Linked DNA regions of Homo sapiens: all the other regions are linked to region 1. The links are chromatin loops, found by intact Hi-C in ENCODE. Cell type or tissue: endothelial cell of umbilical vein. All regions are shown on one strand.

Region 1 (5,000 bases):
GGGAGAGGGGTCTTGGCCTCCACTGTCACCCCAAGTGACTGATGGGGCAGTCCTTTACATTTCTAGTGTCATTTCTAGTTTATCTTCTGGTGTTATTTTTTTATAGCCTCCAAGTGATTGGCACCTTGGCCCTCTCCCTACCTCCTACTGGCCTGCTATGGCCAGGGCAAGAGCCCAGAGGGTAATAGGGCTGATGCAGTGACAGGGCCTCAGGTGATGGGGCAAGATCAGCCTGGCACACATCCTGCCACATCCTTGAGACGCTGGGTTGCACACTGCCCTGACTCGAGGGCTACCCCTCCAGCCAATGGATTTTATGGGCCTCTGTCTCCACTGGAAGCAGGAGAGAATCCAGGTCTGTCAATGCTGAGATCTCTTCTGAGTGCCTGCTGTTCCATGTTTCCCACCTGGCGAAACACTCATCAAATGAGTTTTGTTGGGTGGGGAAATGCTCCTGATACACTGTCACCAACTAAGCCACAAAACAGTATTACTGCATGAGACTCCTATTAAAAGACAGAGATAAAGAGACAGTGAGAAGGGGAAGGACAGGGAGGTGATACACCTCAGATATAGTAGCTGCTTCTAGGTAGTGGAATATGGATGAATTTTTGTTCTTTGTGCTTTTCTGTATTTTCCAAATTTTTGAACATGAATATGTATTACTTTTGTAATCAGAGAAAAGGACAGCACATGGTAATTTTTAAAAAGCCTTTGTTGGGCTTTATGCTCACTTGGGCTTGGTGCCCTTGTGGATTCCACACAGAAAATTGTAGGGTCCTTGACCCTCAGAGCTTCTCATCCCAAATACACCTGCTGCTCTGCCTGAAGGGTCCAGAGACAGTCCTGGGGAGCCACAGAACAGCCCTTCACACCTAACCCCTCAGAGCAAACAAAACAGCCTGGAGTGGAGGCACCAGGCATAGGGTGAAAAAGGATGGAGCCAGAAAGGGAGGTGGGCATTCCTGGGGACCTAGGGTCACCTTCATCTCTTCTTTAGTCAATCCAGAAAGCCCTCAGCCTTTTGGATGAGACAGCAATTAGAAACTAGAAGGGGCTAGCCTTGCAGATGAGGCTGAGAGGAGCCCAGCGTGGGCTCATCAGAGTGTGCAGATGGCCACCCCAGCATGGCCTGGCTCCTCATGGCCATTCCTTGCTGGAGAAATCCCCATGTTTTCAAGGACTGACTCTCCCCCGATAGAAATCGGCTTGGTAAGGGAACCGGAATGGGTTTAGCAAGGCAGAGAGGAGGCTGAAAGACAGTATCTTGATTTGAATCGGTGGTATAAAAACCGGCAAGTCTGGGATTCTAACATCAGCCATTTCCCTTCCTACCCCAGGAGGGGAAGCATCATGGGTCCTAAAGATAGCCCCGTGGGAGAAAAGGGGCCTTCGAGGCTGCATGAGGCAAGGATAGAGATAAAGTCCTCCCTCTGCACTGCCCCTTAGAAGATAAGGTGGGCTGCTGCTGGTTTACGCATAAAAGCTGCACGTTATAACCATAATCCTGGGCATTTATAGAGCACCTTTCCTGCTCTCTAAGAGCTTTTATGTACCTCATCTTATTAGACAGGGGGGAAACTGAGTTTCAGAGGAAAAAAAAAAAGCAGCATGCCCAAGGGCATAGAGTAGTACAGCCAGGACTGCAGCCTGGGGCTCCAGACTCCCGAATCAGGCTTCTTTCCCAAGACCAGCTGAGTAATTTACACACGTCCACTCATGTTTCTGAGCTCCAGGGGACCCTGCCCAGGGAACGGGGTGCCTGTGTTCTGGAGATGTTGTCTGAAAGCCCAGATTCTCTCTGATTTCACTCCTAGCCCCAATACCTCCAAGTTGCCCATCTTATGTCATCAAGTTTGAACAAATCCACTCCTTACAATCTGAAAGACGTGGTTGGCCAGGCAAGGTGACTCACACCTGTAATCCCAGCGCTTTGGGAGGCTGAGATAGGTGGATTGCATGAGCCCAGGAGCTCACAACCAGATTAGGCAACATAGCGGACCCTGTGTCTACAAAAAATACAAAATTAAGCCGGGCACGGTAGCTTGTGCCTATGGCCCCAGCTACTCAGGAAGCTGAGGTAGGAGGATCCTTGAGCCCAGGAGGTAGAGGTTGCAGTGAGCCGAGATGGCACTACTGCACTCCAGCCTGGGAGACAGACCGAGACCCTGTCTCAAAAAAATAAAAATAAAACAAAAGACACGGTTCTGAGGTCCTCAAGAAGAAATCCCTGACGGGGTTCCTGTCTGCCTACAAGCCCAAGAGGATACCTGCATAACCGGCCTGCGCGAGCCTTCTGGGCGCCTCAGCTTGAACAAAAGACGCCTTTGCGAACATTAGAATAGGGCGCCCCCTCCTGGCGGATGAATTAGAAGGCAAGGCCCTCAGGCTGGCTGTGCGCCCTCAGGTCCAGTGACTTCAGCTCTCTCCCAACCCAGGGGCGGGCCCTGTGCAGGGCATGCAAGGGGCTTCACCCCCAAGCACCAGAAACGCCCAGAAAGCCACCCCAGGGCTGTCTCCCCATCCTCCCTCCCTGTGCGCACACACTATTTTCTTTCAAGCTTTCCACCTGGTTGATCAGGAAGGCTCCTCACCTCACACCCCGCCCCTTGCCAATGGTCTGGATTGGATTTCCAACTCCCTATGTAGAGCTGATGAGGTCTCATTCCCACGGGGAACCAGAGCACTTTCCTCCTTCTCTGCCACCCCCACCCACCCCCCTTGGAGAGCTCCTTTATGCTCTATTTTTAGTTTCTTGATTGCAAGTGAGAAGTCGGAATCAGAGAACGTCGGGAAAATGCAGCAGGAACCAACCCTGAGAAATGGACAGCAGCATGGGGAGGGAGCAGAGGGGCCCATGGGAGGGGGAGCCATGGCACCCCGAGAGCCTCCAGCCCCAAACTCACTGGTGCACAGGAAGGACCCGGGCGTGTTCTCCGTCCTTCTCCAGGCCAGCAGGGAAAGGGGTCTGGAGGAAGGCCACAGAGCTGGAAGGCCCTCTAGAGGCCTCCTAGCCCAGCCTGCTCCTTTCCAGAGGAGGAAACTGAGTCATGCAGCTGGGCAGTGAGTGGCGGGGCCGCAAGAGGTCCCCTGATTCCTGAGGCATCTTTCTGTGGTTCTGCACAAGGAGGTCCCACAGCTTGGCCGGGAGCATGTCCCCCTGACTCCTCCTCAAAGCGGATGTCACCTCCATACCATCCTGAACGCCAAGACCCAGACGGGCCTCTCTGACAGCCCAGCCCGGCCCGGCGCAGGCCACAGTCACCCCCACAGCCTCCCGGCCACCTTCGAGTTGCCCAGTGCTCACTTTCCCTTACCCGCAGAAGTCGGCGGTGGCCCATGCATCACCTCCCTCCCGAGCAGAGACAGAAACACTCGGGGCCAGGAGCGCTCCCCCCACGAGCCGCCGCACTCCCTAAATGAATGAACTGGCTGCTCCAAAACCGCGGCGCAATTGGCAGTTATTGCTGGCAGTTTATCAGTATTAACTGATTAGGCCCGGGATGATGGATCCCCTGTCTCGCAAAGCCCGCCGCCCCACGAGCCGCGCCCCACCCTCAGCCGCCCCCAGGCAGCCTGCACGACCCAGCTCCTGGAGGCGCCCGGGCCCGCATCAGCCTCCGGAAGGCCCCGGCCCCCGCGTGCACCCGCTCCCACTCCCCACGGGCCCCTCCCTGTAAAAGAGACACATTTAAATAAATAAAACAAAATTCAAATGAGGACACTAAATCTCCCCGGCGTTTAATTGATGATCATTATGCTTGGGAACCTAAACTCTTTTAATTTCACTGCAGTGCAGGGAGATGAATTATAGAATTACAGTCGCCAATTATCAATCACGCCTTTGCTCTGCGTCTCTTGGCTGCCCAGCCGGCTCACCCTCCCTCTCGCAGGCCGGGGGTTGAAGAGGCGGGATAATAGCCTTGGAAACAGAAGCTCAGCGGGGGAGAGGGGAACGAACCCCAGGTTTCGAGATGCCCGGTTTCTCTCTCTCTCTGTCACCACCTCCTTCCTAATATGCCACCTTTGCCACTTCATTTAACAAAAAGAAAATAATAAACAGCAGCAGAGAAAAGAAAACCCTTTTTCATTTAGAGCTTGGCGTTTAATTCGTTTTGTTCAGGGTAAGATGGGCTGGTGGCTTCAGTCCCCATACTGGGCAGGATTCCAGTAGCAACTACTGCCCCCACCCAAGCAGCTGCAGCCCAGTCCACCTCGCTGCAGGGCACTGGAAGGAGGATGCTTCAGAGGGGCCCAAGCAAGCTTGAGTGCCACCCCGCACACAGGGCTGGAACCCCAGCTTCCACCATCAGGGACTGATTCCGTTGCCCTCTCCTTCCTGTCCTTTACTGTGAAAATAATAATAATAATTTGAATAATAATTTCCACCAAAGCTGTGAATGATTTGCATTTGTATAGTGCTCCGCAATTTACAAAGTGCTTTCATGTGCATTATCTCATTTGATCCTCCCGATAATCCTGAGAGAGGTCGGTAGAGCAGGTATTCTTGTTATTCAAACGTTTATTCATTCATTTGACTAACATTTATTGAGTTTCTACTTTATGCCAGGCCCTGGGGATATAAAGACAAGAAAAAAGGTGGGCTCCTTCCTCAAGGATTTGCAATCTGTTAGCGAGAGCCTACTAAGTGAGGCCTAGGGACAAACGGTTCCACTTCACAGGGGAGGGACGGGAGGCTGGGAGGGGCCCAGCAAGCTGACCACAGTTGTGAGTGACAGGGCCAGATCGGCCCCCACATTTGCTGCATATGGCTCTAAGTATGCGCTTTCCATCTACGTTATTATGTTGTCACCATTGTCTTCATCTCATCTATTTTTTTAAAGTACCCACATAAATTCATTTCTAGCCAAAAATACATACTCATGGGTAAACAGTTGTAGGACAGGAGAGAAAAGTTTGGGAGCCTCTGACACCAACAAATCTCTCAAGGCCAAGTGCATTCCCACTATGTAAAGGGAGATGAGGGGTGCGCGAGCACC
Region 2 (5,000 bases), 140 kb before region 1:
TCTACTAAACATCCAGAAGGACGACAGGGGTCATATGTCCAGCAAAGCCATGGCCAAAGGGCCAAGCCCAGATTCCCGTATCTAATTCTATCCCTTCGCAGCATCATGCTGTGCACCCAGCAGGGACCCAGCCATCTCAGAGATGCTCCACCAAAACTGATAAGGGGATCCCAGTTGCCTACAGAGCAAGTGAGCCTTCCACAACCTGGCCCAACCTGATCTCCCCCTACCCCTCCTTGTCCCTCTATTTCTTCCACAATAGCAGGATGCTCACCATTCATCTCCCAAACTCACCTGCACTCCTCGCCTCTCTGCCTTTGCTTTTCAGTCCCCTCCACCTTACACATCCTTCGCTTGCCTTTCTGCTGACCTTCAGACTTTATCTCCTTCATGAGGTCTCCCTCTCCCATCCACATCAGCATCCATCTCTCTTCCGCCAGCACTTTCTCTCTGCCTCAGTACTGCACCTCTCCCAGCCTGCCAGGTCGCAGAGCAATGGGTAAATTCTTCCTCCTCCCATAGTGGACTGCGGGCCATAGAAAACCATGGGGCAGGCCTCCTCACTCCCTTTCCCACCCCCAATACACACACAGTAGTTACTTGGTTCATATTTATTTAATGTTGTTTCATGTAAAAGGTCACAGTAACTCTCATCAGTACAGCTGCTGAGCCTTACATTGCAGGACAGGGTCCCACCAGGATGGTCTGAGGGTAGAACCAGGATGTCAATCTGGGCTGGTTGCAGATCTGGCTGCTCTGGGGCAGAGGAATACAGATGAAGTGTTCCAGGCCTGCCAGGCTCTGAAAGCCCTACAGGAACGACCCACCTGGGAACCCCTATTAGCGACCGCCTCTCTCAATCAGGTCTGCCCAGGGAAAGAAAGACACTGAAGACCATTCAGATCCCCAGAAATGTCAACACTCCTTGAAAGAGGTCTCCACTGGCCCGGAAATCTCCAGGCTGCCTGCACTTGTGATAAGCACAATAAATAAAACAATGAGACCCATTTGAAGGCACTTGTGAGACAGTAGAGCTTTGAGAATTTGACTTTGATGAGTTTGAAAGGCAGAGGAAAGAAAGAAGAATGAGTTTCCTCTTGGGCTCAGGTTTGTTTATCCCGCTTCTCGGGAATCCGAGCTTACAAGGTTGATGGTTTCAAAGGCCTCTAAATGTTTCTGGAATCCCAGACCAGGCTACAGTGGGCCTGAAGGCTCCTGTTTGCCTGGCCCCAGAAAAGGCACAGCCACATCAGCTCCCTGGAGGATTCCTGCCGGGGCCGAGAAGCAGGCACAGGTGGGAGCTCACCAAGCTGGAGCCCACCCTTGGGAGTGTGCAGAGGAGGCGAGGCAGCTCCACGTAAAGGGAGAACCACAAGGTACAAGTGACTGTGAGAAGATGACTGGGAAGCCTCAGTGGGGCCAAGGAGTGAAGGTGCCCTTTGTGGGGACTGAGAACAGAGTCCTGGACCACAAGTCCGGAGTACAAGGCCAAGCCTGGATCTGCTGCTAAGCTGTCCCATGCCAAGTCTCTACCCCACTTTGCATCTTCATAAAAGGTCCTCTCTGAGGTTCCTCTGAGCCCTATGTTGACTCCACCACTCTTTAAGCAGGTGGTTCTGCCATGGGTCCCCCGGCTTCTTCCTGACCCTGTCCTCCCTATCCTGCCCCAAGCCCAGCCCATCTGGACCCCACTCTGCAAGGGCCCTGCTCCCTCTCAGCCATCAGTGCACCCCTACCCACGACTCAGTCTTCCCTCTGAAAACTTCACTGTAGTACCCTGAGATGTTTTCCCACATTATAGAGACTTGAAACCTGCCCTCGGGGCCACAGTCTATGTACCTGTGCGCCGTGTGCATAGTTAACAGTAATGCCAAGACGGACTAATCGTCCTTCAGTCCATGCCGCACGTCAAGTCTTCATACGCACTCTCGTGCTCAGCAGCCCTTTCTACAGAGGAGAGAACCCTGAAGCTTGAAAAGATGCAGTAACTTGCCCTCCTGTTGCCTTCGCAAAGGGCCTTGGCACCCATGTCATCCTCACGACAAGCCTGCCAAGTGGACAGTTAGATATTCCCATTTTAGCATAAAGGAAATGGAGCTGAGAAAGGCGAAGCAACTTGCCAAGGTCACAGCTCACAAGGAGCGGAGCTGGGATGGGGCAGGGTCGCACTCCCCAAAGTGGCCCTGCCTTCCAAGGCCTTCTCCTGCTCTCCTCCGCCTGGCGGCCTTCTAGGCCCACGCTCCTGAAAGCCGCTCCTAGGCTCACACTCTGCTGAAGAAGCGTCAAGGACTGAGCGAGGCGAAGAGGCCACCTATTTACACGGCCCAGTGTACACCCCTTCCCAGGACTGCAGACGCACTCCCCGCCCACCGCCTTTGCCGCAGCAAGACAATCAGCCCACTCCGCCTCCCCTCTGGCTCATTTCAGAGTGCAGTCAGACACTAATTGGCTCTGAGAAGTGATTACTTCAAAGAAGTTCCCATCGGACCAAGACTTCTCGGAAAAAAACAAACAGCGTGCACCCTGCCTGGGGAGCCACCCGCCCCAGAGATGGGTTTTCTGCCTGCCTGTAGGCGGCGCTGCCGAGACACGCGGCGCTGCAGGACCGCGCCCCGCCTGCTGCGTTCCCTATGCTGTCGCCCCGCCTGGAATCAAAGGCGTTTGAGCTGGAAGGCACAAACCCCACAGGCAAGCAAGGCCAGAGAGGGGATGTATCCTCTTTAGAGTCACACGGCCAGTGGTTAGCAAAGCTGGGACTAGAACCCACAAGACTCAGTGCTCCGCCCCACCCTGCCCTGGGTGGCTCTGTACTCAGCTAGCTGTTGTCCCTGGCAGCACCGGACCCATGCCCACGGGTAGGGCGTGGGTGGAGGGTGCTCTTCAGGTAGCAATCAGGGCCCCTGCCAAGGGAACTTGCTGGAGAGCCCACGGCGGCTCACCCCACCCTCCCTGTGCACACGTGTGCTCAACACCTAAAACGTTCTAGGTCCCTCTGGGCCTGGGGGTTCCGAGTAAACAGGAGACTGCCCCCGGCGCCCCTGACACTTATAGCGTGGCAGTGACAAAGCATATCTGCTTATGAGCATTCCCGGCCTTCCTCCCCACCTCCCCTGCCTTGGAAGAGGAAGGAGCCATGGACTTTTGGGCAACCTCTGGGCCTGCCCTTTCTGAAGTGTTGAAATCAGGTGGAGGCTAAAGAGGGAATTCAAGAAGCCCAGCAAGCTTGGGTCAGAAATCATACCTGCCAACACGGGCACCTGCCCCATAGTGAGTTTTTAAAAGATGTTTGAGATAATGTCCAACAGTTAAAGCTCAGATTTCTCATTCAGATTCAGATTCCTGGCCTCTCATGGTAAACTAGGAAATCTGGTCACACCAGGCCCCTATTGCTTCATTCATTCGTACTTTCGTTTAAGCATGGGGCTGGTCCCATCCCAAGTGCTGGAATACCAAGGTGAACAGGACAATCGAGTCCCCTGTTTTTGAGAGGCATCTCTTCAAGGAGCCTCTCTGTGCAGGGCATATTCACTCTAGTTTGCCACAGTCTCCACCATTCCCTATTATCACGTAGACCACTTCCCTTGTTTGTGATCTTTGCATGACCACCGTTTATAACCACCTCCACCAGACCTGCTGCTGAGAAAGGGCAGAGAGCTAAGCCAGTAAACAAAATGCTCACCTCTCTTTAATCTGTGGCAGGTGCATGAGTGTTTGTCTTACTATGTTCTTACTATGTTCTGTTTTCGTATGAATATTTGAATTTTTATTTTTCTTTTATTTATTTATTTATTTATTTTTGAGATGGAGTTTTGCTCTTGTTGCCCAGGCTGGAGTGCAATGGTGTGATCTCACCTCACCACAACCTCCACCTCCCAGGTTCAAGTGATTCTCCTGCCTCAGCCTCCCAAGTAGCTGGGATTACAGGCATGTGCCACCATGCCTGGCTAATTTTGTATTTTTAGTAAAGACAGGGTTTCTCCATGTTGGCCAGCCTGGTCTCAAACTCCCGACCTCAGGTGATCTGCCTGCCCCAGCCTCCCAAAGTGCTGGGATTAGAGGCGTGAGCAACCGCACCTGGCAGAATTTTTCACTTTTAAATTTAAAAATGAGAATGAAAGTAAAGAGTTATCTATGAGTGAAAATCTAGAAGCAGGAAGGGAGTGAGAGAAATCAAAGCAGGAAAAGACTGTGTTCGGGATGGCTTTGGGAGAGTTTAGTGGGGGAAAGAGAATGTAGTGATGCTGCCATACTGTGTGGGGTATTGACAGAAAGCAGGGGGAGGGAGAAAAGAGGTTTTTAAAACTTTTGCTGTATGTTAGGAACGAATGCCCCTTTGGCATTTTCCAAGCAGCTTCATAAAAGATTTAAATCATTTCTCAATACTTTTTGGATGTCTGCCTTCTGCTTCTTTTGAATATAACAGTGTGGGATGGGTGTGGGGAGAGAAGATAAACAAAACATAGGCAGTGCCATGATGGGGAGGTGCAAGGTGCAGGGTGCAGGGGTGGCTCCTGAAAAGAGCACCTCCTGATCCAGAGTCACAAAAGGCCCCCAGGGAGGAATTGATCAAACCAAAATGTGGATGAGTAGATGTTAGGCGAACACCAGGCAAATGGTGGTGAGAGAAGGGAGCAAAGTGTATTCCAGGCAGGGGGAATAACTTGGGGGAAGGCAGACTCCAGGATCTGGAAGCAGTTTAGGCTGGTGGGACCGTCTGTATGCATGCGGTAGGGATGCGCAAAGAAATGGAGCTGAAGGGCCGGCAGGGACACTGCCAGGCCTCATGAGCTATGTGACAGCCCGTGGACCATGTCCAGCAGGCAACCAGGAGCCACCGAGGGTGTTAGCAGAACAGTCATGTGGTCAGTTTGCATTTTAAAATGTTCATCTGTCTGTTCTGTGGGAAATGGATTGGAGGAGGCAAAACAGAGGGGTGCAGATTAGGAGGCTATTGAGATAGATTGGACAAGAGACCCTGGCAGCTTGGGCTGGTCACTGCC
Region 3 (5,000 bases), 220 kb before region 1:
TCTCCTGGATCAGTGGATGCTGTCAATGTGATGTCCCCTCTCCAACACATCTGTGTGCATGAACACACTCACACACACACACACACACAGAAAGCACCACTGCAGCAAGCCAGAGAGGCAGAGCCATTTCTACCAAGGTCACACAGGGAGGAGCCATGGAAACCCCTTAGAGCCGACATCCCCAAAATGGGTGGCGAGGAGGGGGACCAGCCCTCAGGGTCACTGCCTTTGCTCAGACCCCCTAGTCTCCATGCCCTCTCCAAAAGGCACCTTCCTTTCCCCTGCCTTTCCCCAAATCAATCCCGACATCTCCTTAAATCGAAGTCAGCCACAATGAAAGGGTGGTGCGGAATTTTGTTTACCAATCCTGGCTTCTAATTAAAATTAGCTGATGGTTCTTCTACTTGGTTTTTGTTCTGACTATTTTTAAGCCAGAGCTGCTAGATCAGTGCAGCCACTAGTAAGCTGTCAAATCAAATTTTCAAAAGCAAATTGCTTTTATAATTAATTATTATTACCGCTCCCAGTTTTGTGTTGCCTTAATGAACACAATCAGGTTTCACCCTCTGCTTCTCCCCCACACGCACTCAGCACCCCCTCACTTTCCCAGACCCACCTCCCACCTCTCCAATCCAAGTTGGGCAAATGGAAAAGGAAAGAAGAAAAGCAGACACGTTCTGAGCCCCCTCCCCAACCCCCCCGTAGCCACCTCCTTGCTCACACCCTCACCTTCAGAGTGAGTAATTAAAGTTCTGCTGCCTGTTACGGAATAAATGGTACATGTTTTAATTACCCCTGAGCCTACCCAGGCATCCCCACACCCCCGCCCAAGTCTGTGAGTCTATGTGGTTTTGAGGGGGACAGTTGAGAGAGAGAAAGAGAGAGAGAGAGAGAGAGAGAAAGTGCTTCTGTGATGGTGACAGCGGTCTGTCACCCAGGGCCTGGCATTCACTGGGGAACTGTCAGTTACTAAGGAAACTAGGAGGGAGAAAGGAAGGGAGAGAGGCGGTTAGATCCAATTTTGGGTGACAAGTGTGAGGCATAAAGATTTTGGCCTCCTCTGTGCATCCCAGCCTAAGTGAAATCTCTGGGGGTGGGCAGGGGGTGGGCCAGGGAACAGGCAACACCAGGAGGCCACGCCCTTCTTAGGAACCTAAGGCAGGTCAGAGGGAGAGAGACGCTAAGGCAAGATCAGCACAGGACCAGGACGGTGACCAGAGCAGGGGTGTGTGTGTGTGTGTGTGTTCGCATGCACACAGCTGTTCACACCCATGTTTGTGTGTGCCTGCCTCTACATTCATCCTTTCTGTCTTTTGGGTATTTTCTGTTATTTTCCTTTCGTTTTCCTCCTTCCTCAGTTTGTAATGTATTTAATTTCCATCCTTCCCCCACTCTGATTTTTTTGGTTATTCTATTCTGTGTCTTCTTCCTTTCTCTTTCTGTCTCTTTTCTCTCTCTCTCTCCCTCCCTCCCTCTCTCTGTCTCCCACACACACACTCTTCTTCTCTGTCTTCCTCTCTTCCTCTGCATCCGTCTACTATCTTTTTCTCTGTCTGTTCCCAGACCACTCCCCTCCCCAGCATGGCGCTCTCTGTTTTCCCTCTTCTCTGTCTCTCCCAGTCTCTGGTCCAGACCTGTCCTGGTGGATCTGCAAGGGTGAGAGACCCTGGGGACCATCTGAGCCTTTGTACCCTAACCTGACTCCGCATCCAGGCCTGGCTTGATCCTCCTGACCCAAGAACACACAGAAGCCTGGGAGGAAGGGTCTGAGTGAGTGCTGACATGGAGCCTCAAAGTTGAGTTCTCGAAATCGGATGCCATTGGAATGGGTGGGACAGAGCGCACTGCACAAAAAAGTCATCAGTATTTCTGGAACAAGAGCAGAGAGCAGATCTCTCAACCAAGACAGAGTGGGGAGGACAGGGGGCAGGCTGGGAACCAGTGCACCAAGGAGGGCACACAGGCAGGTGAGGGAGACAGGGAGAAGGGCCCAGGGCTGACTTCTGGGGCTTTTGACTTTCACAAAGGGCACGAAGACATCACAGAAAGAAGCATGTGAGTCACCAGTTCTGACTCAGGCCCTGGCTGGCTAGTGACAGGACAGGGCATTCCAGATGTCACTCAGGAACCCCAAGAGGACTCCAGGCCTGGGGAGAGCTCCTGCTGCCTGAGACAAAGAAGCGCCCAGCAGAGGCAGGGACCTCCCACTTTCTTCCCCAGGACCTGAGGCCTTCACACTTGCTCCCAGGGAGCCCCGCGGGACGTGGCCAGCCTCACTTTCACTTGCCACCATGTCTGTCTTTCACCCCTCACTCTCATCTCTTCTCCTTGGCACTCTATTGACCAGGGCCTGGGTCTTTTCCTGTTCTGCTCCTGGGGAAGACAGGGCCCTGGGCTCGACTGTGGCCTGAGCCCTGGCTCCTGGGGCCCCTCGGGGACAGCCCAGGGTGCTGGAGGGACAGTGCCGCAGCCGTGCTCGTCAGGGGTGCGAGAGGATGACGCTCAGGCTGCCCTGCCGCCAGTGGGCCTCCCAAGCGGCCCTGCCCACAGCAGGGATAGTCTAGGTGGTGGGTGTGGAGCCGACACCACAATCAAGCGTTCACCATGCCTAAAACCAGGGCCAGCTGGGTGGGAGTCACCTTTCTGTGCAGAACCAGGGTCCTTGGGATGCCTCCAAAGATATCATCAGGCCCCTCTCGGTGTCCCCAGCCCTCCACCCAGTCCAGCCAACCGCGCACACACCAAACCCCGAGGAGGCAACTCAGCCCTCCCTCCTCCAGGGGGCGCACTCTGGCCCACACCGACAGCGGCCTGGAGGCACTTCTAGGAAATCAAGGTGCCCTTGGAGACAGAATCCCAGCAGGAGCCCCACGCCGAGTGGGAGAGACCTCCGCCCTGCTTCTGAAGCCGCAGGCGCTGGCCTCAATAATCCCCCAGCCGCGGGCCGATTTGGCATCCTCCGACCCCTGCGGCCACTGCCAGGTAAGTGCTCCTGCCAATGCATCAGTGTAGAGCAAGCCTGCCACCTGGTGGTGAGGCCACCCAACTACAGGCTGGGGCTCTTGAGGGCCATGCTGTCCCGCGCCGAGGGCCCCACACCCGGGTGCCCGCTGGCTCCCGCAGAGCAGACCCTGAAGGCGCGGAGCCCTGCCCAGGGCCCTTCTAGGCACTGCTGAGTTTGTGAGGGCAGAAAAGCAGAAGGTAGGGGTGGGTCGAGTTCAAGGGCTGAGGCAGAAGACCCCCGGGGAGGGCCTGATCCGAGGGATTTGGGAAAGAAGAGATTCGGTCTCCCAAGGGGCTCACACGCCCCTTCCCTGGGCATCTATCAGGAAGCAGCAGCTTGGGGCCATGGAGAGGCCTAAAGCCTGCATTCCACTCCTGGCCCCACCACCGGCCACAGTGGGGCTGTGCACACCGCTCCTACCGCAGGAGTAGGGCGGACTGACAGGAAGATGAGTCCCTGCGCCCGGAGCTCACCAGAGCCCGGATAAGCCGAAGTCGGCAAATGGATGGGACAGGCAAGTGTACTGGGGCAGGAAGGGCCTTTGGGATCTTCTCATTTAACAGAGGCTGCATCATGAGTTCCGTGGGACCCTTAGCACCTTCGTCTTCATGGGCCTCTTCCTCCACGCACACAAATTCATATTTAAATCCTATTTTATGGCCAAGCAAGGTGGCTCACGCCTGCAATCCCAGCACCCCAGCACTTTGGGAGGCAGAGGTGGGAGGATGGCTTGAGCCTGGGAGGCAGAGATTGCAGTGAGCCGAGATCATGCCACTGCACTCCAGCCTGGAAAACAGAGCAGAACTCTTATCTCTCTCTCTCTCTCTCTCTCTCTCTCTCTCTCTCTCTCTATATATATATATATATATATATATATATATTTATATATTTATATAATTTATACATTTATATAAATATATGTATATAATGACTGCTTTGGTATCAAGATGAATGTATTAATATTATATATTAAAAATATTTTCCTCAACCAAAAAGCGTATTCTTTCTCTTCTGACTTTAAAAGAAATTAAAACATTTTTGCATGCCTGCTGTGCTCATGGATAAGTGGGCCCTGAATCCCACCTCCTCCTGTTGCAGATGAGGAAACTGAAGCCCAGAGACAGGAAGAGACTGTTCAATGTCACACAGGGGCTGTGGCAGGGCTGGGGCCAGAACAAGTCTTCAGGCTTCCAGGCTAGGGCTCTTTCCATTACCCATTTAACCTTTTTCAAGAGGTGGAAAAATCCCTGCCACCTGCTGCTCAGGCCCAGGAAGAGCCCCCTCATCTAGCCCACCCATGCCCTGGAAACTCTGGCTGGGATCTGCTATTCCGCCCTCCCTGGTGGCAGCCTTCCCTCCCCCAGCCCTGGCCCTGCAGCCAAGTCACCACCACCACCGAAGCTCTTTGGCCTGCTGTCTTGTTAATTCCTAATTTCCAATTTGCAAGAAGAGAGAGCCTTAAACCTCCATCTCACCAGCCCAGCAATCACACAGATGATCCAAGTATCTCTGGACAGCCTTTAATTTATTTCCCAGTGCACGCGGGCACTGCTGAGAGACTTGATGGCACCAGCTTAAACATAATAAATTACTCAAGTACCAGAGATTAGTTAATAAAGCTCCAGGCTCCCTCCCAGCCCCTGCTGACTTGGTCTGTGACACCAAAGATTCCTTTGAAGATACCCAACTGGAGGGGTGGGGGGTTCTGAAGTGGGGGTCCCCAGGTCTGAGTCAGCTAGCCAGCCCTCCTCAGGACCCTTGAAGCCAGGCAGAAGTTGTGCCGGGGCTGGAGAGGCAGGGACCCCAGAAATCCACAGGGTGGACTCCAGCATTTTCTACTCCACATCTCAACATATCAGTGGAAGTCATAATCTAATGGTAAATCTGATCCTGGCATGAGCACAGCTTGGAAGACGAGGAGTCAGATGTGTGCCCAAGAATGAAGAAAGATGCTGGTTACTTTTGGAGCCAAGCAAAGGGAACAGAGATGCTTTTT
Region 4 (5,000 bases), 280 kb before region 1:
ATTCTGGTGCGGGTGTGCAGGGCAAGCTCTCTTGTTCTGACTCTTGGGCAGCCATGAATAGCACCTTTCACAGGGTGCTATAAGGGTGTCCACCACTCCTCTGGTCATTATGCATTAAACCTTACTGTCCCTGAAAGTGAGTTTCCATACCAGCTGGCTTCTAGAAAGACCCTCAGAAACTTCTCTTGCCCTTTCCCATTGGACCCCAACTTTCTTCTACTCGCTCTTTCCTCTTTAGTTCCAAACTCTTCCAGCCCTGTGTTGAGCCTTCCAGACCCTCTCCTCTCTGGGACCTCAGCCACAGCACCATGCCTGATCCCACCTTGCAAAGAATTCAGAGGAAGACATCAAAGCTCTGGCCCTTCCTTAATGCAGGATTGTGAGTGCCCTTTCCTTGCTCATTCCATGCCACCAGAGAGAGGCTGAGCTCCCAGCTCTGGACACTGAGGATATGGAAGAGGGCAAGAGAAAGGAGAAGCTGGCAGAAAGAATAAGGCAAGATCCAGAGGAAAAAAAAAGAAGGAAACAAAATGCAAGGCAGACACAGGGGCAAATGGGGAGAGCCTTAGGAACTCTATGTTTAAGTGGTCTGATAATTAAATGAATAGTGTTTGGTGGGGGAGCCCACCTTTCAAAATCCCCACTGGTGGTAAAGCATATAAAAACCTGAATAGCAAATATTTACTCGGAATTAACACAGAGCAGATTCCATCAGGCAACCTTAGGGCTGTTTCTGGAGTCTTACCTTAATGTCTTGTGTGGCATGGGAGCCCAGGCGGGCACTAGACCTGGCGTAATATGCTAAACAAATCTAATGGTGTGCTTTATTTCCCCCCTCAGCAGAACTCTTAATTATGTATCTTGCAAGTGCACAGAGCAAATGGATTAGCCACGGCAGCTCTTTGCTGCTAGAGCAGCACCCTCCCCAGAAATCTTTGCAAGGAGACCATGAGCCAGCCCCACAGTCTGGGCCAGGGAGCTGGCAGGAGTCTGGAAAGAGCAAAGGTAGAGGCTGTTACAGAATAGGAGTCCTCAGCCAGGAGATGTCTGTTTTCTGGCACCCCAGAAGGAGAGGTAGGATGTGATTAACGGGTGTGTGGTAGTGGAGGCCAGGCCAGTCTTGCAGCTGCATGGGCTGAGGCAAGCTCTTTGAAAGGTTTCTCTGCTAAGGCCCATCTCTCCTAGTTTCCCTCCCAGAGCCATGCCTGAAAGACTCACCTGGCCTACCAGCCAGGATGTTGTCTAGTAGGATGACTCCCTACTGCCCCCTTAGCACCTCCTAGCAAATTGCAGGAACCCATGTGTCAGCGTAGCTAACTGTGACTTAGTGGAGTAGATGAGAGGGACTGGGACCCATGGGGGAAGAACAGTCAGGAAAATTCACAACTTGGGCTACAACTGGGGAAGGCAGGCCAATGAAAAATCAATAGAAGGTGCTCTAAGGATGTGGGTATAAGGGCAGAAACCCATTTTGAAGTAACAATATGGGGACTATGCTGAAGACCTGCAGGTGGGCAGAGCAATGACACAAAGCTGGACACTGGCCAGGGACAGAAATATCACTGAGACTACCTGTCCACCAAACTCAGAGAGGTCAGAGGTGCCGAAGTGCGTGTGTAAGTGTGATTGTGTGTGTGTGTGTGTGTGTGTGGCATGCACACATGCATTGAGCAGTCTCTGCCTAGGGCCTAAAGATCCTTCTCCACAATGCCTTTGGCACTGACATCTTGAGCAGGAGAATTCCAAGCAGGCATGGAAGTTACCCTACTCTAACAAGTCCCTGGGATTTCGTACCCAGGACCTGGGTTTGCGTCCCACTCGACCACTCACTAGCAGCTCTCATAACCTCTCTGGGCCTCAGTTTCTCCTCCTGTTTTAGCATGTGAAAGATTAGCATGATGCCTCAAACTTATCAATAACAATATTTGCATCTGAGCGTTGAATGGTCATTTTACTTATAATGTATTTCTCCAAGGGTCATAGGAGGGCTATTCATTGAAATTCATGAAACTGCTTTATAAACTGAAAAATGCAAGAATAATCCTAACAATAACAGCACTTATTGAGCACTTGCTATATGCCAAGCAACATGCGAGGTGTTTTACATGTATTACCTCATTCTGTCCTCACAATAATCCTATGATATAGATACTATTAGTATCCCGATTATTCAAATGAGGAAACTGAGGCACAAGAGAGGTTACCTAAATTCCTGAGGGTTGCATGACTAATACGTGGTGAAGCCAGGGTTCAAACGCCAGCATCTCACAGTGTTACTGTTATAAGACAGTTGCCTGGAACCGGGGAGCTCAGGAAAGAACAGGAGGCAGCAAGCTCATGCACTGCCCAACATCATAGGAAATCAGTGGCCAAGGCAAAGCTTTAGGCTCCAGGCATGTAAGCAGCCTGGACTAAGGGCATATGTTACATTCAGAAGTCAGAATCAGGCAAGTTTAGAACAGAAGCACTCTGCAAAGAACAACAAAGCTTTGAAACAAGGCAACACTGCTCTCCACGCTCACCAGACGGCGCTGTGCAGTGTTCCCAGAAGCGTCTATTCGGTTTCATTCAACCAGAGAAATCATGGAGCACTTAACAGTGCACCAGGCTTGGGAGATGGACGACAGAAAGCCATGATCCCTGCCCTTGTGTAGCTTACAGCCTACCAAGAAAGGTTGATACTACACAAGGAATTGCAAGAGTGATGAGTTTAAAGGAGAAAAAGGTTTGGATGTATATGTTAGGGTAATGCTAACTGCAAAAACAAAAAGACCCCAAAATGTATTATGGCTCAAATTTAAGAACTTTATCCCTCACTCATGGAACAGAACACAATGAATGCTCCTGATTGATAAGAGCAGCTGTCCTCTTCATTTCTTCCAGAGTTAGGCTAACAACAGCTCTGCTGTCTCCAGCATACATCCCACAAGGGCTCCCTGGGGACCACCATCCTAGTCAGCCAAAGGTCACCATCCCAGTCTTAATCTTTTGCAAGAAAGAGTGTGCCCAAAGGTTTTCATGGGCCAGGCCTAGGAGGGGCACACATCCCTTCCACTCACATGCAAATGACTAGACCTCAGCCAGTTGCCACAGCTAACTCCATAGGGACAGCTGAGAACCCGGGAGGAAGAGGAGGCCATGGATTTGATGAACTGTTAGCCAGCTGTCCCTGTGGGCTACAGAGGATCCTTGCACAACACATTCCCTCTGCTTGGAATTCCTCACCTTGCCCAAATTCCCTTCTTTTTACCCAGCAAACTCCATGCCTTTATAAACAATGGTATATAATACTGTATTAGTCTCTTCTCATGGGCTGATAAAGACATATTCAAGACTGGGCGATTTACAAAAGAAAGAGGTTTAATGGACTTACAGTTCCACATGGCTGGGGAAGCCTCACAATCATGGCAGAAGGCAAGGAGGAGCAAGTCACATCTTACATGGATGGCAGCAGGCAAAGAGAGAAAGCTTGTGCAGGGGCACTCCTCTTTATAAAACCATCAGATCTCATGAGACTTACTCACTATCAGGAGAACAGCACGGGAAAGACCTGCCCCAATGATTCAATTATGTCCCACCAAGTCCCTCCCACAACACATGGGAATTCAATATGAGTTTGGGTGGGGACACAGCCAAACCATTTCAAATACTCAATTTTAATTTCTTTCTCTTCTCAGACATTTAATACCCTTCTGTTCTCAAAAGCCCTATAAAAATTGTCACTCATACACAACTTACACTAATGGTGCCTTGGGAAGTCAGAAGGTTTTTGATCACATACTGGGCAAATCTGGGCAGGCAGCAAATCAAGCAGAAAACAAGACCTGAGGAGAGGGCTCCAGAACTGAGGCAGGGGCAGGAATTCAGAACCACAAGGCATCAGCAGAACACAAGGCCACCCAGAGAACCCTCAAAACTATGGGGGAGAGGGACTCCCCAGAGGTGTGTGGGATGGAAGCTCAGATTATTTTATTTAGGTATTAAGAAGAAAGTGAAGGGCTATTAATAAAATCTGGAGGAAACCTAGGGACGTTAATGAAGACTCTAACACAATATGTTTCACAAATGTTCATTAGATCAAAGACTAAGACACATTATTTATTATTGTGTACCAAGTACTGTACTTCAAAAAAAAAAAACCTCAACAGATGGGGTCTTGCTATGCTGCCCAGGCTGACCTAGGACTCCTGGCCTCAAGTGATCCTCCCACCTCGGCCTCCCAAAGTGCTGGGATTACAGGCATGAGCCACCGTGACTGGCCCTTCCAAGGACTGTACTTCACAACAGCCCCTTAGGTAAGAATTATTATGCCCAATTGACAGATAGGAAAATCACCCCAGAGACAACTGCACAGACCATAAACAGGAGAGCTGAATTCAAGTTCAGGTTCTTAATCACTATACTGCCTCCTGCCTAAATGAGAGAATGAGTAGAGAAGGGTAAGAGGACAGTATTGGGTAAGAGCTTGGGACAAGGGTGGGCATACTGGAGATGCAACTGTAACAAGGGATCAAAGTTTTGAAAAGCTGGACTTCCTGGAGAGAGGGCAGCCTGCCAAGAAGGGCACAGACAGCCTCCAGGTGCCTGTGGGAGGTAAGCTGGTGATTCCAGCTTGCCAGCCGCCCCCAGGGAAGAAGGCAAAAGCCTGCTCACCCAGACGGTGGTTGCTCCTCTCTGCTGGGGCAGAAGGAAGGGAGCTCTTGGCAATGCTTGACTTGCTAAGCCTCAGGGGAGAAAAACCAGGGAGTTTGTGAGAGCAGCTCCCTAAGGTGCCTCAGGCAGGATGCAGCACTTTCCAGCAGAGAGTGAAATCAGGAAGAAGCGAATCAAGACCAGATGGAGTTAGTGTTCCAGCAAGTGCGTGTGGTTTTAGAAATGAAGGAGAAACATGGATTGAGGCCAAATTCAGTCCTCAGAGTTCCACAAACCTGCAGCCTCTGGGGAATTACGCAGACATAGGACGTGGAAGCTAAGAGGCATCTTGGAGATCATCCTGTCCT
Region 5 (5,000 bases), 190 kb after region 1:
ATGCCCCAAGGGAAGAGCATCCACAGCCAAGCAGAGGGGCCTGGGGAAGAAGACAGCCATCCACAGCCAAGCAGAGAGGCCTGGGGAAGAAGACAGCCATCCACAGCCAAGCAGAGAGGCCTGGGGAAGAAGACAGCCATCCACAGCCAAGCAGAGGGGCCTGGGGAAGAAGACAGCCATCCACAGCCAAGCAGAGAGGCCTGGGGAAGAAGACAGCCATCCACAGCCAAGCAGAGGCGCCTGGACCCGATCCTCCCCTCACTACCCAGAGAAGACACTAACTCTGCCTTGATTCCGAAATCTTGGATTCTAGCCTCCAGAACGATGAGGCCGTGCATTTCTGTTGTTTAAGCCACCCCGTGCGGAGGGGTCTGTTATAGCAGCCTTGCAAACGAACTCATCCCCACTCTCTGAAAGGGCAGGTGAGAGAAACCGCCTGTGGGTATCTCAGCTTCACAACCTTCGGAAGCATACACATTGCTGCATCTGATCCCCAGGCCACATGACCCTTAGGCGCAACAGGTGCCATTCATCCCCTTTGACAGATGAGGACACTGAGGCCCAGGGGGCAGGGTGCTTACCAAGAGGCTCTCCAGAGTCAACAACTAAGCCAGGACCAGAACCAAGGCCCCCTTATGAATGACCCAATGGGCTTGCCTACACCAAGCCAAATGTCTCCTCCTGAATGTGTACAGAATTCTGTGAGCCCACAGTGAGAAGACACTGGGACATCTCCCTCCACCAGAGGAAAACTTCCAGGCAAAGGTCCTGAACCCTGGATGCTCCGTGAATCACCCAGAGAGCTTCGAATCAGTCCAGCACCTGGGCCCCACCCCAGACCAAGTGAATAAGCACCTCTGGGGGTGGGGCTCAGGCACTGGTCTTTTCTACAGCGCCCAGATGATACTAATGTGTAGCTGGGGAGGACAGCCGGAGCTAGAGGACTCCCTGGTGCCAGCATCCTAGCAGCCTGAGTGTCCCCACTCAGTTGCAGAGGGGCCTGGGGTGCCCAGCAGGCAATCACACCTCAGGAAATATGAGACATAAATGAAGGTGCAAATTGGCAGTCATTCATTTTTGTATTAAGGCCTAGAAAATATCAGGGTTGAAGCAAGTTTTTCTAATTTCTTCATGGCCGGGGCTGGTGGGTGGGGGAAGTATCTTTAAAATGCTAATGGAAGAGAAAATAGTGTTTTTCTTTAAATTTGGGCCTTTACTCTTTCATCTTGTATTAGCTTGTTCTCATGCTGCTATAAAGAACTGCCCAAGCATGGTGGCTCACGCCTGTAATCCCAGCACTTTGGGAGGCTGAGGCTGGCGGATCACTTGAGGTCAGGAGTTCCAGACCGGCCTGGCCACATGTGAAACCCCATCTCTACTAAAAATTAGGCGTGATGGTGCATGCCTGTAATCCCAGCTACTTGGGAGGCTGAGGCATAAGAATCGCTTGAACACGGGAAGCAGAGGTTGCAGTGAGCTGAGATTTTACCACTGCACTCCAGCCTGGACAACAGAACCAGGCCCCATCTCAAAAAAAGAAAAAAGGAACTGCCCAAGACTGCGTAATTTATAAAGAAAAGAGGTTGAATCGACTCACAGTTCCACAGGGCTGGGAGGAAACTTACAGTCATGGCAGAAGGGAAAGCAAACACATCTCCCCTCACACGGTGGCAGGAAGGAGAAGAATGAGGGCCCAGAGAAGCGGGGAAAGCCCCTTATAAAACCATCCGATCTCGTGAGAACTAATTCACTACCACGAGAACAGGAGGAGGGAAACAGGCCCCATGATTCAATTATCTCCACCTGGTCCCTCCCACGACACGTGGGGATTATGGGAACTACAATTCAAGATGAGATTTAGGTGGGGACTCAGCCAAACCATATCACATCTTAATCAAATGTGATTGCTTATCAGGAAAACTAAAAAGCTACACTGGAATCCTTACTATATGGCAGGCATGTGCTAAATGACCCTTGTGTTTTATGCCTATGCCTATGTGGTTATGCCTAGGCATCATAACCCACATTTTACAGTGGGAGCAACCAAGCCTTAGAGATGTTATTTGACCTGCCCAAGGTTACCCAGCCACTAGGCAGTGAAGCTGGAATCCCACCCAGGCAGTCTACGTTACACCAAAGGCTGTGCCTTTGACCACCCACCACAGGGTCCTCTACATTCATAACCTATTTTTGTAAAAGGGACTAAAATAAGAATTGTCACCAGGCACAGTGGCTCACACCTGTAATCCCAGTGCTATGGGGAGGCTAAGGTGGGAGGATTGCTTGAGCCCAGGAGTTCAAGACCAGCCTGGGTAACATAGCAAAACCCCATCTCTACAAGGGAAAAAAAAAACAGCAAAAACGTAAACAAAATTAGCTGGGTGTGGTTGCACGTGCCTGTAGTCCCAGCTACTTGGGAGGCTGAGGCAGGAGGATGGCTTGAACCCAGGAGTTCCAGGTTGTAGTGTGCTATAATCGCGCTGCTGCACTCCAGCCTGAATGACAGAGCAAGACCCTGTATCTAAAAGAAGAAGAAAAGTATTGTAGATATTAAATGTTTAAATAATGCCTTTTTTCCAGGGCTCCCAGATTTCCAGAGATTTTTCATCCCTAACTTGGAACTGAAGAGCTCAGGCATTAATAGGAAGCAGAACAGGCACCCTCATTCCCAGCACAAAGAACGCCAACGTGGACACCAGCACCAGCACCCCGCACCCCGATCTCTTCCCTGCCTAGGCCCACCGTCGCTGGAAGGAGAGAAACACGGGCCTGGACTCCCCTCTAGTGGCCATGAAGCTAACTGCACCAGACACCTCCACACCCACCCAGGCCAGCCAGGTGCCCGGGGCCTGAGCCCCAGGTGAAGTGGGAACCTACGCCCAATGGGCACACACACCCACTGAGATGGCAGCAGGCCCCTAGGCTTGGAGACTTTATCCAGGTACTGGAATTGAGGGGACTGAAAGCTGCGGCCCCAAAAGACCAAACCATACCTGACTCCATCTCATCCTTTTCACCTCATCTGCCTCCCATCCATCCCCCCAGCTGAAGGGAGCATTAGAAGTCAGGAGGAAGCTGACCCCAAGAAGCAGGATTCTGGCCCTGGGACAATAACCAGAACTCTGAATGAATGTCCAGAACACTTCCCCACACTTGGCCTGTGGCCTCCCTCCAAGGCTCTCCCCCACTCCTCTCCATCCTGCACGCCCCAGCACTCTGCCTCTCCAGGAAGCCTTCACTGAGCCCTCCCTCCACACCATGGTGCTCAGTCCACAGTCTCTCCCTTCCCTGATCTCCTGCCAGGAGTACCAAGGTCACCTCTCAGCGCCCAGCACACCTTTCAAGACCATCGGTTCTCCCCTCCCCAGCCGTCCCCCCAGTGAACCGGAGCCTCTGAAGGCAGGGATTGCACCATAAATATCTCTGGTGCCCACCCCCTCAGAGTGTCGCCCAGGCCAGGACACCAGAACCTGCTCAACTGGCTGCAGCAAGTCCACCTGAGGACTCAGCCTTGGAGGCCAGAGCAACGCCGGCCCAGCAAGGCTGCCTCTCTTCTCCCAGCACTGCTGTTTGATCCAAGGCACCGTGAGGGTCCAGGCAGGTGGCCCAAGGGAGGGAAGGGAAGGTTCCCAGGAATGCACAGCCTGAGCTGGAGACAGGGGAGAGCTAACAGGGCTGGTAGAAATGACCCATCAGCAGTCGCTGTGACGGCACGAAAACTCCTGCTGCGGGAGCAGCCTCTCAGGGCACAGCAGCTGAAGTCTCTCTGGTGGAAGGTCCCGCCTGAAAGAGCAGGGGGACAGGCCCATCAGCCCTGAGGAGCAGCCACCCCCGGCCCAGCCCCAGACCAGGCAGCAGGGACCTCCCTTCCTCTGAGGTCCCCACCTCAGAATCAGGCTGATGGGGTGCTGCCCTCCCAGCTGGTCTGAGGGCACCTCGGCATGAAGCCCTCCCCCTGCTCCCCTCCTGGCTCCCATCTCCAAGGCCTGAATGCATTCGCATCTTCCGGCTCTCAGGAGCAATTCCAACTGCCCCATTTATATTCCTAAGTAGAGGACTTGTTAATATGGAGCCTGCCTCTGGGGAAGTGGGAATGTGCTGGGTGAGAGATGACAAATCACAGCCCAACAGCCTGGCTGAGAGCACTGATACTCACCTACATCTCATTCATCAGCCCCTGACCCTCCTACCACATAGGCCAAGGGGGCAGCCCTGGAGGAGCCACTGTGGGCTCCAAGAAGCACAGGCATTGGTGGGTGGTGGCAGGGGGATCTGTCCTGCCAGGAGGCTGGGGGAGGGCCCAGCAGCAAGGGGGAGCCCAGTAAGTGGATATGGGTGAGGCCCAAACCAGAGCAATCCCTGGAACAAAACTTCCACTCCTGGCTCCAGTGAGAGAGCGAAAGGCCCAGAACACCATCAGTTTCATCTTGAGCCACACCAGTCCCTGCCTGGAGAAGTATTTGGTCAGTCTAGTGGGCCAAAGCAGGGCCAGGGTGGTTCCTGTTCTGGCTCCAGCCTGGAACCACATGCACACACGCATGCACACACATGCACACACACACACACTCACGGCCCAACCCAGATGCAGGGCAGGGCACGCAGCCAGCCTGGCCAGGTGCTACCTTGGTGAGCTCAGTGCCCAGTCCCAGGTAGGGCGGGTGTGCAGCGTGAGTAATGGCAGGCGAGGAATGCACCCGAATCCTGATAAGGGAGAATAATAACTTGTCAAAGATATATATGATGTGTGTTTGTTTTCCCAACGGAATATCTATGGGGCTAATTCATCAAGCCAGCGGGCTGGCTGGAGACCCAGGGAGGGAGGGAGGAGAGAGGAGGTGCACACAACGGGGCAGCCACTCAGGCAGTTGCTGTGGCCCTCCGGCCTCCAAGGGACCCACAGGCGGGAACACCAGGGCCCTGGAAGGCACTGAAATGGGCCCTGCCCAGCAGGGCTCCCCGCCTCTCAGTGCTCCTCCAGGGAACTTTTGGGTCTGGAATTC

Evidence for each region. A loop is a pair of places that touch in the nucleus more often than their neighbours do. Peaks named below come from ENCODE experiments on the same cell type or tissue, not always from the same donor. Only the 100,000 strongest peaks of a DNase experiment are listed, where the experiment ranks them.
Region 2: it touches region 1 in a loop (15-fold over the local background); 5 of 110 quality-filtered maps call a loop at or near these places.
Region 3: it touches region 1 in a loop (4-fold over the local background); 4 of 110 quality-filtered maps call a loop at or near these places.
Region 4: it touches region 1 in a loop (9-fold over the local background); 4 of 110 quality-filtered maps call a loop at or near these places.
Region 5: a loop joins it to region 1, with 3 times the contacts of the local background. A loop is called at or near these places in 3 of 110 quality-filtered maps.

Annotation. Positions count from the first base shown.
Region 1 is chr11:116,497,225-116,502,224 of GRCh38, forward strand. It overlaps LINC02151 (long intergenic non-protein coding RNA 2151), which reads right to left and starts at 3,459. Exons shown (of 2, transcript NR_174967.1): 1 at 3,318-3,459; 2 at 1-506. RefSeq lists an enhancer at 1,977-2,669. In endothelial cell of umbilical vein, a CTCF peak has its summit at 2,359 (motif pointing left); a DNase peak (open chromatin) is centred at 2,327; H3K27me3 peaks cover 1,159 bases.
Region 2 is chr11:116,355,663-116,360,662 of GRCh38, forward strand. All of the region lies in intron 1 of LOC107987166 (a long non-coding RNA gene), which reads right to left. Among named protein-coding and RNA genes, the nearest start is that of LINC02151, 140 kb to the right of the region's middle. RefSeq lists enhancers at 1,688-2,551, 2,552-3,415, 4,289-4,789. In endothelial cell of umbilical vein, a CTCF peak has its summit at 2,584 (motif pointing right); no DNase peak of the experiment used is centred here; H3K27ac peaks cover 1,520 bases.
Region 3 is chr11:116,273,745-116,278,744 of GRCh38, forward strand. No RefSeq gene overlaps it. Among named protein-coding and RNA genes, the nearest start is that of LINC02151, 220 kb to the right of the region's middle. RefSeq lists an enhancer at 1,871-2,821. In endothelial cell of umbilical vein, a CTCF peak has its summit at 2,993 (motif pointing left); a DNase peak (open chromatin) is centred at 2,997; H3K27me3 peaks cover 251 bases.
Region 4 is chr11:116,214,680-116,219,679 of GRCh38, forward strand. No RefSeq gene overlaps it. Among named protein-coding and RNA genes, the nearest start is that of LINC02151, 280 kb to the right of the region's middle. RefSeq lists a silencer at 2,393-2,687 and an enhancer at 2,393-2,687. In endothelial cell of umbilical vein, a CTCF peak has its summit at 2,531 (motif pointing right); a DNase peak (open chromatin) is centred at 2,532.
Region 5 is chr11:116,689,095-116,694,094 of GRCh38, forward strand. No RefSeq gene overlaps it. Among named protein-coding and RNA genes, the nearest start is that of LINC02702, 52 kb to the left of the region's middle. In endothelial cell of umbilical vein, a CTCF peak has its summit at 2,794 (motif pointing left); no DNase peak of the experiment used is centred here.